3 separate regions of the Mus musculus genome follow, and regions 2 and 3 are each linked to region 1. Evidence: chromatin loops called from intact Hi-C (ENCODE). Cell type or tissue: left cerebral cortex. All regions are shown on one strand. Each heading gives the region's core, and the rest is flanking DNA. Links, peaks and the distances in the headings are about the cores only.

What was found. Peaks named below come from ENCODE experiments on the same cell type or tissue, not always from the same donor. Only the 100,000 strongest peaks of a DNase experiment are listed, where the experiment ranks them.
Region 2: a loop joins it to region 1, with 2.2 times the contacts of the local background. A loop is called at or near these places in 3 of 42 quality-filtered maps.
Region 3: a loop joins it to region 1, with 2.4 times the contacts of the local background. A loop is called at or near these places in 6 of 42 quality-filtered maps.

What each region holds. Positions count from the first base shown.
Region 1 is chr9:110,726,948-110,732,287 of GRCm38, forward strand. Pth1r (parathyroid hormone 1 receptor) reads right to left here. Exons shown (of 14, transcript NM_001083936.1): 2 at 4,591-4,693; 3 at 2,648-2,782; 4 at 951-1,061; 5 at 731-849; 6 at 464-558; 7 at 23-218. Among named protein-coding and RNA genes, the nearest start is that of Gm35775, 12 kb to the right of the region's middle. In left cerebral cortex, for the core only: a CTCF peak has its summit at 3,093 (motif pointing right); DNase peaks (open chromatin) are centred at 101 and 3,095; H3K4me3 peaks cover 611 bases; H3K27ac peaks cover 285 bases.
Region 2 is chr9:110,951,631-110,956,970 of GRCm38, forward strand. It overlaps Lrrc2 (leucine rich repeat containing 2), which reads left to right. Exons shown (of 9, transcript NM_028838.2): 1 at 1-46. Among named protein-coding and RNA genes, the nearest start is that of Lrrc2, 2.8 kb to the left of the region's middle. In left cerebral cortex, for the core only: a CTCF peak has its summit at 2,742 (motif pointing left); DNase peaks (open chromatin) are centred at 2,223 and 2,726; H3K4me3 peaks cover 1,114 bases; H3K27ac peaks cover 941 bases.
Region 3 is chr9:110,941,627-110,946,966 of GRCm38, forward strand. It overlaps Tdgf1 (teratocarcinoma-derived growth factor 1), which reads right to left and starts at 4,532. Exons shown (of 6, transcript NM_011562.2): 1 at 4,198-4,532; 2 at 2,565-2,617; 3 at 1,526-1,627; 4 at 904-1,018; 5 at 703-812. The coding sequence starts at 4,217. In left cerebral cortex, for the core only: a CTCF peak has its summit at 2,885 (motif pointing left); no DNase peak of the experiment used is centred there.

The DNA.
Region 1 (5,340 bases), core at 52-5,051:
TGGGTGGCAGAGGGGCACTCACGTAGCCAACGGCGGCAGCGGCGGGCGGAGGCGGCACCTGCGCGATGATATGCAACTCTTCCTCCGTGAGGCGCTCGGCCTCATCCAGCGTGAAGCCAGAGTAGAGCACAGCGTCCTTCACGAAGATGCTCGCGGCGCGCAGCATAAACGACAGGAACATGTGCATGTGGATGTAGTTGCGCGTGCAGTGCAGCCGCCTGCGGGCGTGCGACATCACCTTGGGTGAGGGCACGGGGGTCGGGGGGGAGGACGCAGCGGTGGGCAGGAAGCTGGGCTGTGCGCCGTAAGTGGGGACATCACGCAGGGGGGATGGATGCAGTGAAGGGGGAGAAAGGAGGCTCGCACCCTGGACCCCTCCAGATGCACCCCGGACCCACCCTAGACCACGCTCCACCCCTCGCCGGCTTTGCCCTGCCTTCGCCCCACTCCTCGCCCCGCCCACCTAAAATAGGCTAGGATGAGCACAGCCACGGTGAGGGAGGCAAGAGACATGGAATATCCCACGGTGTAGATCATGCCCAGGCGGTCAAATACCTCCTGCGCAGGTGAGAAACAGAAAACTGGGACTCAGGGTGGGCACCAAGGGCAAAGTGGAGGACAAATTAAGGTTGCTGGAGAAGTAGAGACTAGGAGAGTCGGCTAGGTTGAGGTTCGCTAATGGGGCAGGTGTGGTCTTAAGGGTCAAGCTTGGGAGGGAGGAGGTGCGCACCCGTTCCCGAGTCTCATTGGTCATGAACTTGAGGCACTCGCTGTAGTTGGCCCACGTCCGGTTGTGCCCTGGAACCACCTCCCAGCTGCCATTGCGGTCGCAGCGTCTGTAGGCATGGCCTGAAGGGCCATGGGACAGTCAGGACAAGCAAATGGAGATCTGGAGCCACTGAGGCTCTGAACTCCATTTTAGGTGTCCCCACCCATTTGGCTAGCCTCACCTTTGTGGTTGAAGTCATAAATGTAATCGGGACAAGGTACTGCCACCACTTCACCTGGTGCCCCCAATGGCCAGCAAACGATGTTGTCCCACTCTGGCAGACAGGGACGCCCTGTGCCCAGAGAAAACACAGAGTCAGGTCCATAGCTAAGGCCCAGGGACATGAACACACTTGGGGTTTGATTCCCATGGGGGCAGTGTGCCCTGTGACTGGAAACATTAGGTTTGGGGCATTCTAGAAAGAATATGTTGAACCTTTACCCACATCCCCTTACTCCCTAAACCCAATGGCTTCAGAGAATTTACTGCAGTCTCCGTGATGGAAATACTGATACGATTCCCAACCTGGTCTGAAAAAGGTCAAGAGCAGTGGATGCCATGCTGAAGCTACACAAAGCAGGCCTTGGCCGCAAGGCCTCAGCCTGGCCTGCTCTCTGAGGAGACTTAAAAAAAAAAAAAAAAAAAAAAAAAGACATTGTTTCACTCTGTAGACAGACCAGGCTGGCCTTGAACTCACAAGGATCCACCTGTCCCCAGTTTGAAGAAGAACCATTTTCTCAGATTTCCCCTCAGCTTGAAGGCTCCCTACGTGACCCTTCCCTAGAGACCACAGAAGGAAGTCTGGTTCTCCGTGCCAGCTGAACTTCTAAAGCGCTGCTAACCTCACACAGGTGTCCCCTGCTCTCTGCATTTCCATTTCCTCTTGGGAAGTTGACGGATATCAACCTAGACTCCTTCTATCCAGGCCTGCCTGGAAGACCCACGACCGACCACTCAGTAGGTGTACCATCTTCTAAATCCGAGCGCTAATGTTGAATTTCAAAGGACAGTGACAGTCTCACTTTGGAGCCCTGACAGCCATGCTAAGTGACCTCAGAGGGTCCCCAGCCTCTAGATCATTGCATTCCACAGCAGCTTACAGCCCCCCCCCCCCTACTGCAGGGCTTTGACCACAGGACTCTCTAACCTCCCTGGAAGGCAGCCTTGAGGGCTGGATCCGCCCAGCTCGGTGAAAGGCTCTCTGTCCTGGGCGCCATATTCCCAGCCCCACCCGGCCAGGCCCACAATTCCCTCTGGTCCCTGGGGAGCCACAGGGTGACCACAGGCTCCCAGATGTGGCCCATCTGGAATCTGCTGCCCACCCTGCTGGCTCTAACTGGCCTTGTGGCCACAGCTTGGGCTCTGTGTTTGTCTCTCCTCACCTCCCCGAGGCAACCCTGTTTCCCTCTCTCCTCTTCTCTCCTTGTCCCACTGTCTGCCTCCACCCTTCTGAGGCTGCCCTCATCTCTTGCTGTGTCTATGGGTCTTCCCACTATGTGTCTTTCTGTACTTCCTTTGACATACCAGACTTCTGGGTTGAGCGTCTTGTTCCCTTCTCTGTCTCTCTACATCTCTCCCTGACTAGTCTCTCAGGACTCTGTCCTCTCTCTTTACCTCAGTGGATCACGGGTTTCCTGCAGCTCTGGGTCCTTCTCTGGGGAGTCAGTGCATCCGTTCTGCACACTTTCTTGTATGCCAAGGCCTCCCAACTCACCTGACTCCCCACCCCTATGCGTGATGCCTCCTGGCCTGCTTTTCTGGGAAGGGAGCTGTGGTCTCTGACTTTCTGTAGGAACTCACATTGGTGGAGACAGGTGGATCTGAGCCTGGTCAAATGACTGCCTAAGGAGGGGTAGGGCACAAGATGGACAGACATACCTCGGCGCCTGCTGCCGGTGGGCACATCCTTGTTCTCTTTAGACTCGGGGTAGAACTTTCCCGGTGCCTTCTCTTTCCTGGGCTTCCCTGACGTAGATGCTGGCGTCCACCCTTTGTCTGACTCCATTATGTTGGCTGGAGAAATGGGGGTGGTTCTAGCCATCGGCTGTGCTGTAACCACAGCCCTGGTTACTGCCCGGCCCCTCACCGGCTCCCCCTTTTTACAATGAGTTGATCCTATCAAGGATGCTGACACTCAGGCTGCTGGAAGATTAGGGAGGACAAGCAAGTGACCCGGGGGTGTTTGCTAGGTGGAGAAGCAACCAGGAAACAGATGTGGTTGGCAGAGGTTCAAAGGGGGTGACTGACATATGAGGTGGGGTCACCTGGGAAGTGGAAAGGATGGCAGGCCAGGAGGCAAAGCCTCGATGGAGGAAACAGCCCGCCAGAGGGCGCATGGCAGAAACTGGGAGAGGTGGATGGAGGTAAAGGTGATAACCAAGTCGGGCTAGCCTGCTGTGTGGGTGACACAGCCAGGAGTAAAGAGTGCATTGTGTTAGGAGTGGACACACGAGCCCACCTTCTCCACCCTCTGCCCGAAGATACTCGGGTCAGGGGCTTGCAGCTTCTACAAGAGCCCCTGAAGACACCACCTGAGCTGGGGCCTGACCTGTCCTCCTTGAAAAGACACTGGAGGCTTCTGTCCTTAGCCAGAAAGTCCTCACTATCTGACTTGTGTGACTTCAGCTGTAACCCAAGCTGGGGTACCTTGGGCACCCTCCTACGTTGGGGTCCGTGGGAAGCTGAGTCCAGGCAACCTGTACTGGGGTGACAATGACTGACAATGACTGACAATGGGGACTGGGGTGACAATGACTGACAGCATTCTCGCTCAGGGAGGGGTTCTGTGATAGATGAGGAGCCAGAGATGTACCCAAACTGTGGGTTCCACAACTAGGAAGAGGGCCCCATTTAGGATCATATGAGGTGTTCATCTGTCCCTACCCTCTGTGTGACAGGTGGGCCAGGATAGGTGGAGCTTGGTCTGCAGAGGAAGTTTTTACAAATGTGAACAAAGTCCTCTTGCTTCATAGAGAATCTGTCACCATTTGCTTGTGTCCTGGGTATGCTCTACTCCCAGCCCCCAGTAACCCGAGAGCCAGCTCCAGAGAGAAAGCTGCTCTGGAAGGACAGACAGTAAGCAAGGGTGATGAGATTGGCCAGACCTCAGAAGCCTGGATGAATGCCAATGTAGCCCATACCTGCTTCCAGGAAAGAGACTCACGGAAGGGGGCAGAGAGGAGACCCAAGATGGGAGATGCCCTCCTTACCCATGGCCAAGGTCCCTTAGAGATGCTGTGTGTGTGTGTGCGCGCACACACGCGCGGTCCAACGCCCTCTGTCCAGGCTATCGGCTGAGTGACACACACATCCCTGTCCCATCTAGTTCTAGGGATGCTGGTTCTATGCAGGAGCTTCCCATCCTTCCAGGCATGGCATGGCTAATCTTCTCTTTAAGGAAGTTGGCCCAGCCCACCCTGTTTGGACCAGCGCCCTCAGCAAAGTCCCTGGCTTGCCCAACCCCATCTAAATCCACTGGGACCCCGTGCTTTGTCTGCCTTCTCCATCTGCAAAGGGAGACCCACACATCTTTCAGCAAGTTTTCCAAAGGCTCTTGTCTCTCTCCCCCTCCCCAGCCCCCACATGGCCATGCCTGGGTCTGAGAGCTCCGGTGGGCAGACAGCACTTTCCCGAGTCCCGGAAGGTAAGGATCGCCTGAGCCTGTTGACTTCACCCTTGCCCGATCCATCTCTTTTAGGCCTTTACTCTGGCTGGGTCTCCCTTTCTTGAGCCCACCCAAGGTTAATGCCTCCAACTCCTTCACCCGATTGTCCCCCGCTTCCTAGACTCCCACCCTTTTCACATGCTGACCCCACCCCCACCTGCTGTGTGCAGAACTTCCTTGAGCAGCTTGTCACATTGCGCCTGGGCACGGTGCAGCAGGAAAATCTGTTCCTCTTTGGTAAAGACATCGTCTGCGTCCACCTGCCAAACCAAAGGTCAGACTGTAGGCAGCACTTCCAGGTGAGGCAGCTGGTTCCAAACTCATGCAACCTCCCCAGGGATTTCCCCCCTTTCGAAAAGTGATCCCTTCAGAGAGAATGTGGGGAGTCGGGGAGAGCATCTGCCTTCCAGAGCCTCCCTTTTAAAGTTTGAAGCCACGGTAACTCAATGGCTAGGACCTGCCCCCTTGCAGGGAGGAGAAAAGAATTGAAGCTGTCTTGTCTGTCTGTCCAGCAGTAACCCAGCATCCACTGGCATTCTTTGTCTAGTAACCCCCCCCCCAGGGGGGGGTGTATGGGAATGGTGGAATGTCCCAGGATGGAGCCTCACAGGGTCCTGACTGCCTGCTGGTGATCCAGGGTTAGATCAGGAGTGCTGAACTCTGAGGAGATAAATCCAGCCTGGATTCCTTCAAGTTTCAAGGCCCCCGGGGACCATGACAGCCACCATTTTCCATGCTGACCCAGTGGTCAGCCGGTGCTTTTCCCAGTGAAGGGTCAGAGTCTCACCCTTCCTACTGAGAGCCCCAAAGAGGGAAAATGGAGAAGCAGTGGGCTGGGCTGCACCCCCACATGCAGCTCGGCGCAGTCCTAGGAGCCCTTCATCCCACTGGAAGTTCCTCCATCCTA
Region 2 (5,340 bases), core at 248-5,247, 220 kb after region 1:
AGGGTTATCTGGATGTGCTTGTGGGTGGAACCCCTTTGGAAGGGAGGTAGGTAAGGGTGGGTGTATCCTCGCAGAGACGTAGAACTTCTGTGTGTGGATGATGTTTCATCAGAGACTGTGAGCCGAGCCGGATGCTAAACACAGTAGTTCTCAACCTTCCTAATGCTACAACCCTCATGCTGTGGTGACCCCCAGCCATACAGTTATTTTGTTGCTACCTCATATCTGTAATTTTGCTACAGTTATGAATTGTAACACAAATATCTGTGTTTTCGAATGGTCTTAGATGATCCCTGTGAAAGGATTGCACTATCCCTTTGGGGGTTACGACCCACAGGTTGAGAAACATTGCCTTAAAAGGTATTACTCTCTTGGATTCCAGCTCGTCATGCGGAAGCTGTGTTATCAGTGTATATTTTGAGCAGTTTGTGGTTTTGAGGACACTTGGGGAAGTGAATACCACAGGGCACAGGCCTACCTGGTACATCCTGGAAGCTTGGAAACTGCAAAATGTGTGTGTGTGTGTGTGTGTGTGTGTGTGTGTGTGTGTGTGTGTGTGCGCGCGCGCGCGCGCGCGTGTGTTGACAGGGTCTTATATAGCATTTAGGATAGCCTTGAACCTCTGACTCTTCTGCCATTACCACCTGAGAGCTAGGATCACAGGTGTGCCCTGCTTGCCCTCCCTCCACATGGAAGGTCTTTTTGGATATGCCACCCAGTGATGTGGCAATCTGTACAAGTGAGTTTAGTGCAGCACCAATTCCTTACATAAACGTGAACACATTTTGTATTTTAAAATACCTTCGACTGAGCATCAAAGGCAGTCTCAAAACATGTGGAAACACCGACCCTAGGACCCTGCCCTGGAGTTAGGACCTGAGGTGCTTGGTCGGGTTGTGTCAGTGAGGAGCTGTCCTGGCTACCTCTGTGCCAGACTATGCTAATTCCTGCTTCTTACCACGTGGTCATGAGCCAGCACTGTTGGCATCCGGTAAAGCTTATTAAAGATATAGCTATCAGGCTCTGTAGTTGAGCCAGAACCTGGCAGCTTGGTGTAAAGTTTGGCAGATGAAACATAGGCTACTCAGTATGATGTAAATTTCAGATTAATGACAAATTATTATTTTTAGTGTAAGTGTATTCTCAAAATAGTATTATTGTTGCAATGTTAGGGATTGAATCCAGGGCATCCTGCACATCAGGCAGTGCTAAGAGTAAAGGGTGTGAGACCACACACTCAGCTTTCATGGGACTTTTGTTTGAATTTTGAGACTGTGTCTCAAGTAGCCCAGACTGGCCTTGAACTTAGTATGTAGCTGAGCCTAAATTTCTGATCTTCTTGCACCACCTCTGAAATGCTGGGATTACATGTGTGGGTCACCTTGCTTATTATTTGAGGGGAGTGGGGTGGAGATGTGAGACAGGGCGTTAATTGGTCTAGGTTGACCTTGAACCATTTGTGGATGAGAGTAACCTTGATCTCCTGACTCTCTGCCTTCCAAGTTCAAGTATAATGGGTCTGCTCCAGGACTCCAGGTTCAAACCAAGGTGTGTGAGGAGCCCTTGCCTGAGAGCAGATTGGAGTTCCATTATTTATTGGATGTCATTCCTGTGTCTGCCATCAATCAGCAAGACTATTTCCACAGGTAGCAAACTCTCTAAAGACTAAACTATTGCATTTAAGGATACAGCGAACAAGCAAGCAAACAGACAAAAACCATGTGGGGATGAAATCTAGACTTTCAGTGTATCGCTCCAAACATTGCAGAAAATGTTTTTGTTTTTTTTTTTTTTTTTTTTTTTTTTTACATATCCTTGATCCCTTCCTAGGGCCTTTCTAATCCTGTCTCTTGCTTGGCTCCTAGTCCTGAGACCTCAGAATGCTTTTCCCTCGGCGGCTCTGTTTTTCTCTGTTCTCCCAGGCTTTCCTTGCTGCGAAGAGCCAGCCTTCTGTGGAAGCGCGCAGGGGATCCTGCATGCCCAGCTCACTTAATAATCTTGCTGTGCCCGGTTGCCAAGCCCTCCCCGACCAGATCTGTTTTGTCTCCTGCTAGGCTGAGTCACATAGAATAGATAGATAGTTTATCAGCACATGTCCTCCAGATCATATTATCCGCTTACAAATATAGCCTGTTAGCGCACAGGCACGGTAGCCCTTCCGCTGGGGGTGTTGTTCTGCGGGCGTAAACAGCATCGAAAACGGATTACAGAGTGGCGGCCACAACCGGGTACTGTCAGCGCCCACTCTCACAGGGAAGGTGAGTGGAGGGAGGGTGGTCTCCGCCCCAGCGGCGGAGCGGTGGGAGCTAGCAGGTGGGAGCGTCTGTCTGCGACTGCGCAGAAGCTGAGTGGGGGCGTCTAGGCTGCTTAGAGAACTGGTCGCTGCGCCCGCGTTGTGCGCTTACGGTGAGATCTAGCCAGCCATCATCAAAGCACATGGAGAGGACCAGGCTTTGACCCACAATTGAGTGGGGAGACAGGAAAACACGTGGGGCGCGCAGGCGCCCTCACTCTGTTGGAGGGACAAGGTCCTCCGGAATCCTTTGATTCCTTCGAGAGGACCCCTCCCCCTTCTTGCCCGTCTCCCTGCCCCCCGTGCCCAAGAATGATCTCTACCGTGCTGTCCAAGGGGCGATAAATCAACTTTGTTTGTGTCCTCTTCTGGTCCTTGGAAAATATACTTGACAACAAGGAGGGAGGGTTGGAGAAGAGGTCTTTCCTTTCATAAAGCTTCGTGCGCCCCCTGGTGTGGTTGGGACAGGGTGGCAAAGTGATTGGAGATCCAAAGGAGAATTGTCCAGCTCCGTAAACAGCCCAGGTGCGATGGCTTGTTGGCTGGACACGGCCTGAGGTGTAGAACCCGCTAACCGAGTCGAATAGGGAAAAGCCTCTTAATGCCACGGCCCTCTGGTGTGTCAGTTTGGTCGCTTGTTTTGAGACAGGATCTCAGGTAGCCCAGGGTGGGGAAGGAACCTAGGGTTTCCTGAATGCCAGGTAAGAACTCTACCAACTGAGCCACACCCCAACTCTCACCTTTTGTTTAGATCTTACATTTAATTGATGGCCAATGGTCTGTCTTAATTTCTTTAAATAATTGGCCCTCCCTCTCCAAGCTTTACTATGTGACAGGTCCCATTTAAGCAGTGTTTAACCCAAAGATCACAGGGTGCTCTCTCACTAAGCAAGGGAGCTGGGTGCTACGGTTGTATTTTGCCCACATGAGAATCCAGCCACTCTGTCCTTAGAGGCTTGTGGCCAGTAAACCAGGAGGCAGGATTCCAGCCTGGGCCATCTGACTCAACCCCTGTCCTCTTAATCCTTTCTGTGCCCTCTGTCTCTTCTGAGGAGCTTCTAGCTTAATAAATTACCATAACAATAATCAAACATCCCAAGGGAAACAGATCTGACAGCCTAAAATGTGGTTCAGTTTATAATTCATCTGAAGTGTAGTGGTGGCTATTCTGATCTTAAATTTTAGCCTCTGGCTACCTCACTGTTGGCCTTTCTGATATGGAGTACACCAACCCCCCACTCCCCTAACCCCTATCCTGTTTAGTTTCTATTGGCCACAGCCATGCTCTTGGAGCAAGACGAATAGATGGCAGGGCATCTTCCCACACAGGACACACCTAGATGGAACTTTTGGAAGTTACAGGGAGGCAGGTGGGATATTATCAGAGTTGTTAGGGACAGAACCTGGGTCCCAGCTGCCTCAAGGTGGGCTCAGCAGCTGTCCTTGATAGGTCAGGTAAACAGACACCAGTACAGTACAGAGGTAGGAGATGTATTCTGAGTGGCTATATAGGAAATAGATCAAGAGGCTCCAAAGGACTCTGCCCCCAAGTCCTTGAGGTTTAAATGGATGGTAAGATGGTATAGACAGCTAAACTGCCCTGGTCATGTGATCCTACCCATTGTCATTGTCTGGGCTCCAATCTCTGTTGCAACATGATTTGACTAGTTGTGAGGACTGTGTGATATCTTTAGAGATACAGGCTCCTCCTTTAGCTGGGGCTAGATTTCAGCCCTTTATTTCTCCCAGTACGACATTATTCAGAGAAATTTCAGTTTTAGGGAGAGGGTCAACTGTCTCATAGTCTGAGAGTCAAAGGTACGAGGCACAAGTATCTCCCTCCTTAGGAAATCTTCATTCCTGCCTGATAGTCACGGGGAACCAGCCCTTCCTCTGAGCAGTCACACGTTCCCTGGCACCTGCTGTCTCTTTCCCTCTTTTCTTTTAACTCTACTCCATTCCCTTTCTTTCCTTTGCTCTTGCCTCTCTCTGAATCCCACAAAGGGAGTGTCAAAATGGCTTGGCATCATAGGGGAGACATGTCGGGCTTTCTCCTCACTCCTCCAGATCTTTCCCATGATGCTCTGAGGTACCCACTCCACACCTCCAGCCCCCTAAGCCCTTGACAGACCAATGTGTCATTTGATGAGGCAGAGGACTGGGTGACCTGAGTGTTCCCCTCCTGTCCCCTGGCATATGACTCTGAGTGGAGACCAGAGCTCTGGTGCCAGGGGACACATTTTTCCAGTCATGCCCTCTGGCTCCGGGGAGCCAATGCTTTTGTAAAGCGATTCTGACATAATCATAATTTGTTCTGATTGTTGGGGGCGGAGGCACGGAAAGTTTGTCAACTAAACCAACACTTATGGTTGTGTCCCTGTTCACTCCCAACACCAGCCCCGCCCCAGCCCTTGCCAGTTCTCCACACTGTCTACCTGGCTGGCGTCTTTCCTCTTGTGGCTCCTTGTGTGGTCTGTTCAGCTCAGATGTCTGATTCACAAGCTGAGCTGAACTATATCCCTGTATGCAGATGTTCTGATATTCTCCCCTATAGCCTGGAGACTTGGGAAGTGTGGAGGGACCTCATTCATCCTAAAAGGCTTTCTGGCTTTCATGGGTACTACATGAACATGGTGCCCGGACATAGATACAGGCAGACCACACATCCACATAAAGTAATAAAGTTTGAAACTCTTATCTGTTGGGCTGGAGAGATGGCTCAGCAGTTGAGAGCACTAGCTGCTCTTCCAGAGGTTCTGAGTTCAATTCTCCACAGCCACATACATGGTGGCTCACAACCATCTGTAATGGAATCTGATGCCCTCTTCTGGTGTGCATGAAGATAGAGCACTTATGTACATAAAATAAAATTTAAAAGAATCTGATTTGCTAATATATCTCCGTGTCGTTTCTCAGCCCCACTCTCTACCTATGCCCCAGGAAGCTTCTTCCAGCTTCTCACCCTGCTTAGCTGCAGTTACTTTACTTTGGCATTTTGGTTGCCTCTTTAAAAAAAGGTTTTTATTTTAACTTAAAATATTATTTAT
Region 3 (5,340 bases), core at 248-5,247, 210 kb after region 1:
AAATGGCCACCCTAGAGCCTGTTCGGAATCTTCTGCCCAAAGGACAAGACAGCAGAAGTCACTTCTTCCTGTCTTGGTGGCTAGGTCTTTTCCTGTTCATTGTCTCCAGCAGAAGCCTGCTGACAATCAGTCTCAAGTAGATGTGTGGGAACTCTGTAGGTGACGGGACAGTAGGGGCTGAGGGAGTGTCCTTCAGTCAGGACCCCACGCCTCCTAAAGATCCATTGTATCAGAGATTGCACACCAAACAGCTCCATACCCAAGGGGTCATTCCTCTCCTAGCCAGTGCTTTAGGAACATTCCAATGGCCTTGTATCTGGGACATGCCCACTAAGAACCCCACATCGGAATGACCTGTGCCTGAGGGAGCACCCCCACGGATCCCACACGTTGGGACCTCATCTACTTAAGGTATCACCCACCAATGACTCTGGATCACCATGACGGATCTAAGGAATCCTTTCCCAGGGTTAGCTAAGGGAGCATTCCCTAAGGACCCAGCATCTGAGAGCACCCACCAAGGACTGCTAGGCTGTATGGCCCTGCTGCCCTTATGCTATTTTATAGGCAGAGGTCTGGCTGGCTGGCTGGCTGGCAGGTCCTGTCAGGTCAAGAAGGCTCTGGCAGAGCAGGAGGAGAAAGGGGGTCCCTTGGGCATCTGAAGGACCTGACAGGATTAAAGAAAGAGGGACAATTACTTACCACAGCCAGGTAGAAAGGTCTGAGGAAGACAGTGGAGCTGGCCGTGCCAGCATCTGCACAGGGAACACTTCTTGGGCAGCCAGGTGCCATGGAGGATAGACCCACAGTGCCTGGGAAAGAAGTGACAACCCCCACTGTCAGAAATTCCTCTCCCTCCTTCCCTGCCCATCCCCCATCCTGTTCCCTCTCAACAGCACTTACTCTTTGCGAACATCATGTTCACAGTTGCGTCCATAGAAGGAAGGAGGGCAGGCACAGAAGGACCCCAGGATGCAAGTCCCTCCATTCAGACAGCAAGTTTTATTAAGCGACTTACCTGAAATGTAAGAGAAGTCATGGGGCAGGTGGAGGATTGAAAAGCCCATAAGCAACGGTTCATGCAGCACTCTGGCATTCACTCCCCAGAGTACTCGGAAAGACCTATAGCACACGAGCCTACCTTTCAGGGAAATAACTTTCATGGTTGGACCAGATTGGTCACCTAGTCTGATGGTCTGATAGCTGGTCCCAGCATGAAGTGGCATCAGGAGAGAAACTGAGTATCAGAGACTATCAGGGACATTCCCTCTCCCTCTCTCTCTCTCTCCCTCTCTCTCTCTCTCTCTCTCTCTCTCTCTCTCTCTCTCACACACACACACACACACACACACACATACACACAGAGAGACATACATGAACATGCCTCACTCACTTTTATGACAAGCTAGTACAACCCACCCAGCTGCTAACTCACTCATCATGTCTCTTGGGGTAAGTGCTAAAGGGTTACTTCAGAGATGTGCCAAGAGCCATGACAGAGATGGATTAAGGCAAAAAGTCTTACTGTTCTGTATCCCCACGGAAGGCACAAACTGGAAAGACCGATCGCGTACGGCAGGTTCTTTCTGGTCCCAAATGCTGTTATCTCTGATGGCAAGGTCTCTCCCTGTATTGCATATTTTAGGCCACAAAATATTGTTGGTGTTCATAAGAAAAACACCTCCTCCCCACCATCCACCACCAAGTAGGGTGGTGCTTGCCAAAGGTCTCCACACTCAGGAGGAGGAGGGAGGATCCAGTGAGAGGCGACACTGAGCAGCCCTGTCCCCAAACACTGAGTGCTGGGGATGTAGCTCAATGGTAGTGTGCTAAGTAAGCATAAGGTTTAGCCCCAGTGCAGAGGGGGGTTGGGGGGGGGGGGTAGGATGGAGGGTAATCTGGAAGTATGTCCAATAGGTGCAGAGCCTGGGTTAAATCACATGAACAACAATGGCAACAAAAGTTGTTGGTCAAAAAAATAAAATAAAATAAAAATCAAAACCTCAGCTAGATTTGGTAGTGAACTTGGGAGGCAGAAGAATCAGGAGTTCAAGCTCAACCTTGACTGTGTTGTGAGTTCCTAGGCAGGCTGGGGTACAAGGTCCTTAAAGTGCACACATGCAGGCTGGTGAGATGGCTCAGTGGTTAAGAGCACTGACGGCTCTTCCGAAGGTCCTGAGTTCAAATCCCAGCAACCATATGGTGGCTCACACCATCTGTAACGAAATCTGACGCCCTCTTCTGGAGTGTCTGAAGACAGCTACAATGTACTTACATATAATAAAATAAGTAAATCTTTAAAAAAAAAGTGCACACATGCCCATATGTGGAGGGGTGGGGGGACAGCCTGGACTTGGTGACATCCAGTTTCAAAAACCTGAAACCCAACCATACAGGGGTGGCTTGCGCCTTTAAGTGAATCTGAGTCCAAGGACACCCTGGTCTACAAAGTGAGTTCCAAGGCAACCAGGGCTACACAGAGAAACCCTGTCTGGAAGCCTCCTTCCTCCCCAGGGGGAAAAAACAAAACAAAACGCCTGAACCCCAAACAAAAGAAAACTCACCAGCAACGGGTCCAAATTCAAACGCACTGGAAATGGCCACAAGCAAAACCACACTGGGAGAAGAAGATTGGACATCAGTTAGCAAAACCAAGCGTTCAGCGCAAGGGCACAGGCCACGAAGGAGACCGTGAACAGCGCCACCGCGCTGTCTCCAGTAACAAAACCGGACAGAAGTTCCCTCTCTTAAAAAGCCACATGTTGGAGCTGCTGGAGAGATGGCTCAGAGGTTAGAGCACCCTCTGCTATTCCAGAGGCCCAGAGTTCAATTCTTCCTGGTGGCTCATATCCATCTAAAATGAGATCTGGTGCCCTCTTCTGGGCCGCATGCACAAATGCAGGCAGAACGCTGTATACATAATAAATAAATCTTTAAAAATAACCACATGTAGAGTGACTGTGTGATTGTAGAGTTGGAAGGCTGCGCACTAGCAGCCCTAAGTGTCCTGGGGCTATGTTTAACGACCCAGTGGCGGCTGTTTATCATGAACCTCTCTCTCTCTCTCTCTCTCTCTCTCTATGACTTAGTATCCTTTTGACAGTCACATAAAGACCTCGGGGATGAAGCAGTGTAAGCAGATCACAGCTCCAGAAAAAACTGAGGCTGGAGCCCTACCCGATGTCTTCACTGATACAGCTAATGTTTGCATCATTTACACGTACACAGTTAACGTCTACAAGTCACATTTATACTTTCTTTTGTTCTGTGACTACCAAGGAGCTCATATAAGCTCTTCCATGTTCATTTAGGGCAATATGAATCCTTGTTCCCAAGCCACGGCCACGCTCGGAATAAACTCTTACTCTTCGGAACAAGGGCTGTGTTTTGAATTAACTGTTTAAAACAAGTCCCCAGCATCCAATATTTCATCATGAATATTCCTTAGGCCCCACCCTTACACACACAATTTTAAAGTTATAAAATTAAAAAGCTAAAACATTCTATTCTGCATAAGCGGCATATTTTTCCACGGTGCATTGTTTGCATATATAAATTCTTTTTTTGCATATATAAATTCTTAAATGGCTGTATGGGTTGGAGAAGACTTGCCAACCACACGCAAGCGCTGGTCCGACGCCCGGCTCCACGGGGAAAAAAAACTTGTCCTGTCACTTGAAATGGTTCCAAGTTCAATTGGTTTGTTATTCCTAATGTTTCTAAGTATTGAATTTATCTCTCCCATTAACGTGTAGAGGCAGTCTTGATTAGGCTGTAAGATTAATATTATGTATGCAAGAGAAGGAAAGCATTATTTCTCTGGCAGTCACCGACATGACTGATGGGACGAGCCCAGAGGGTGCTTTACAACCTGAGTCGGATGCCCAGAACCCAAATGATCGATCGGACTCCAGTGAGTCATCGTCTAACCTCCACTCGAGTATATGCGAGCGAGTGCCCGCGCGCGCGCGCGCACACACACACACACACACACACACACACACAAAGGCAATATAAAAAATTGACATTTTAAGAAGCCGATGGCAAAGCAGTATCTAACTATAAAGTTCCAGGTTCTTCAGGAAAAGCAGCAATGTTACTGACAAGGTTCAAGCAAGACAAAAATCAGAGCGTCATAGAACGTGATTTTCCGAAGTGGCTATCTCCAGCAACCAAAAAGTCAAGGTTAGCTCATACCTGGATGAGAAGTACCCCATCTTCGACGGCTCGTAAAAACGTTGGAGGAAAAGACAAGAAACACAATATTAGCAGATGGCTTTAGTTCATAAAGCCATTCTCGAAACACCCAAAGGCTAATTTCACAAAATGAAAACAGTAGATTAAAAAGAAAGATATGCCAAATGAGAGAGGCCCCCGTCCTGGAGAGTCTGTGGGAAGTTAGCAGCCAAGATCTCCGTGTAGACCGGCAGGGGATGGGGCCTCTTCTTCCTATAAACGGTTTGTGATTGAGGACTTCGGAGGAATATACCTCCCTTAAAAGAAACTTAAGGTGTTGAGTAGGACCCTCAGGTGGGCGGGGAGACGGGGCCCCACGCCCATTACGGGGCCCCACGCCCATTACTAGGCCAGGAAGCTCCGAGGGAAGTGAACTAGTTTGGTTTTTATGTAAATTCTCTATAGTCTGGTTATATGTAAATTTTCTATAGGTAAAGGGAGTTGAAGAGTTTAGTTATTCTACCAAGGTGTTCAAACACGAAAGTAATTAGGAAAGTCTAAACACCATACAGGCATTTGAAACTTCATTATCAAAATTTGTTGTTTTGTTTGTTTTTCAAGAATAGTTTCCCTAGGTAGACCAGGCTGGCCTCGAACCCAAGAGATCTTCTGCCTGCCCCTAAGGGATTAAAGGCGTGCTCCACCACCTCCAGGGTAACTGCCAAATTTTAACTCTGCATTTGCGTTCGTCGTTACTCCCAGTAGAGCCGGGTGCTGGAGGCCTTGAAGATGCGCTGACGGCTGGCGAGGACTTGTTTGGGTGTGGGGGAAGGTCAATGTCGGGAGGGATTTGAGTCTGGGTTTGGGCTAGAGGTTTTGCCTGCAGCGTCTGAATTGCAAGCCCTGGCCCAGAGCCTGCGGGTGGGCGCTGGGGCGAGCGGCTGCCTGAAGCTTAAAAATCAGTGGCCTCACAAGCACTATTGGAAGTCACTTGATTCTTCCGGGTCCTCAACTCAGTGCTAAGCTGCGGGTTACTGGCTTCGGTTTCTTGTGGGCGGATGGGGAGGGCCTTGACTTGCGAGTGGGGTTGTACCTCTCTGTTGCTAGGTGCTCGTCTGTGGCTGAGCCCGCTGAGAAACACATCCCTGAGTGATACATTTTGAT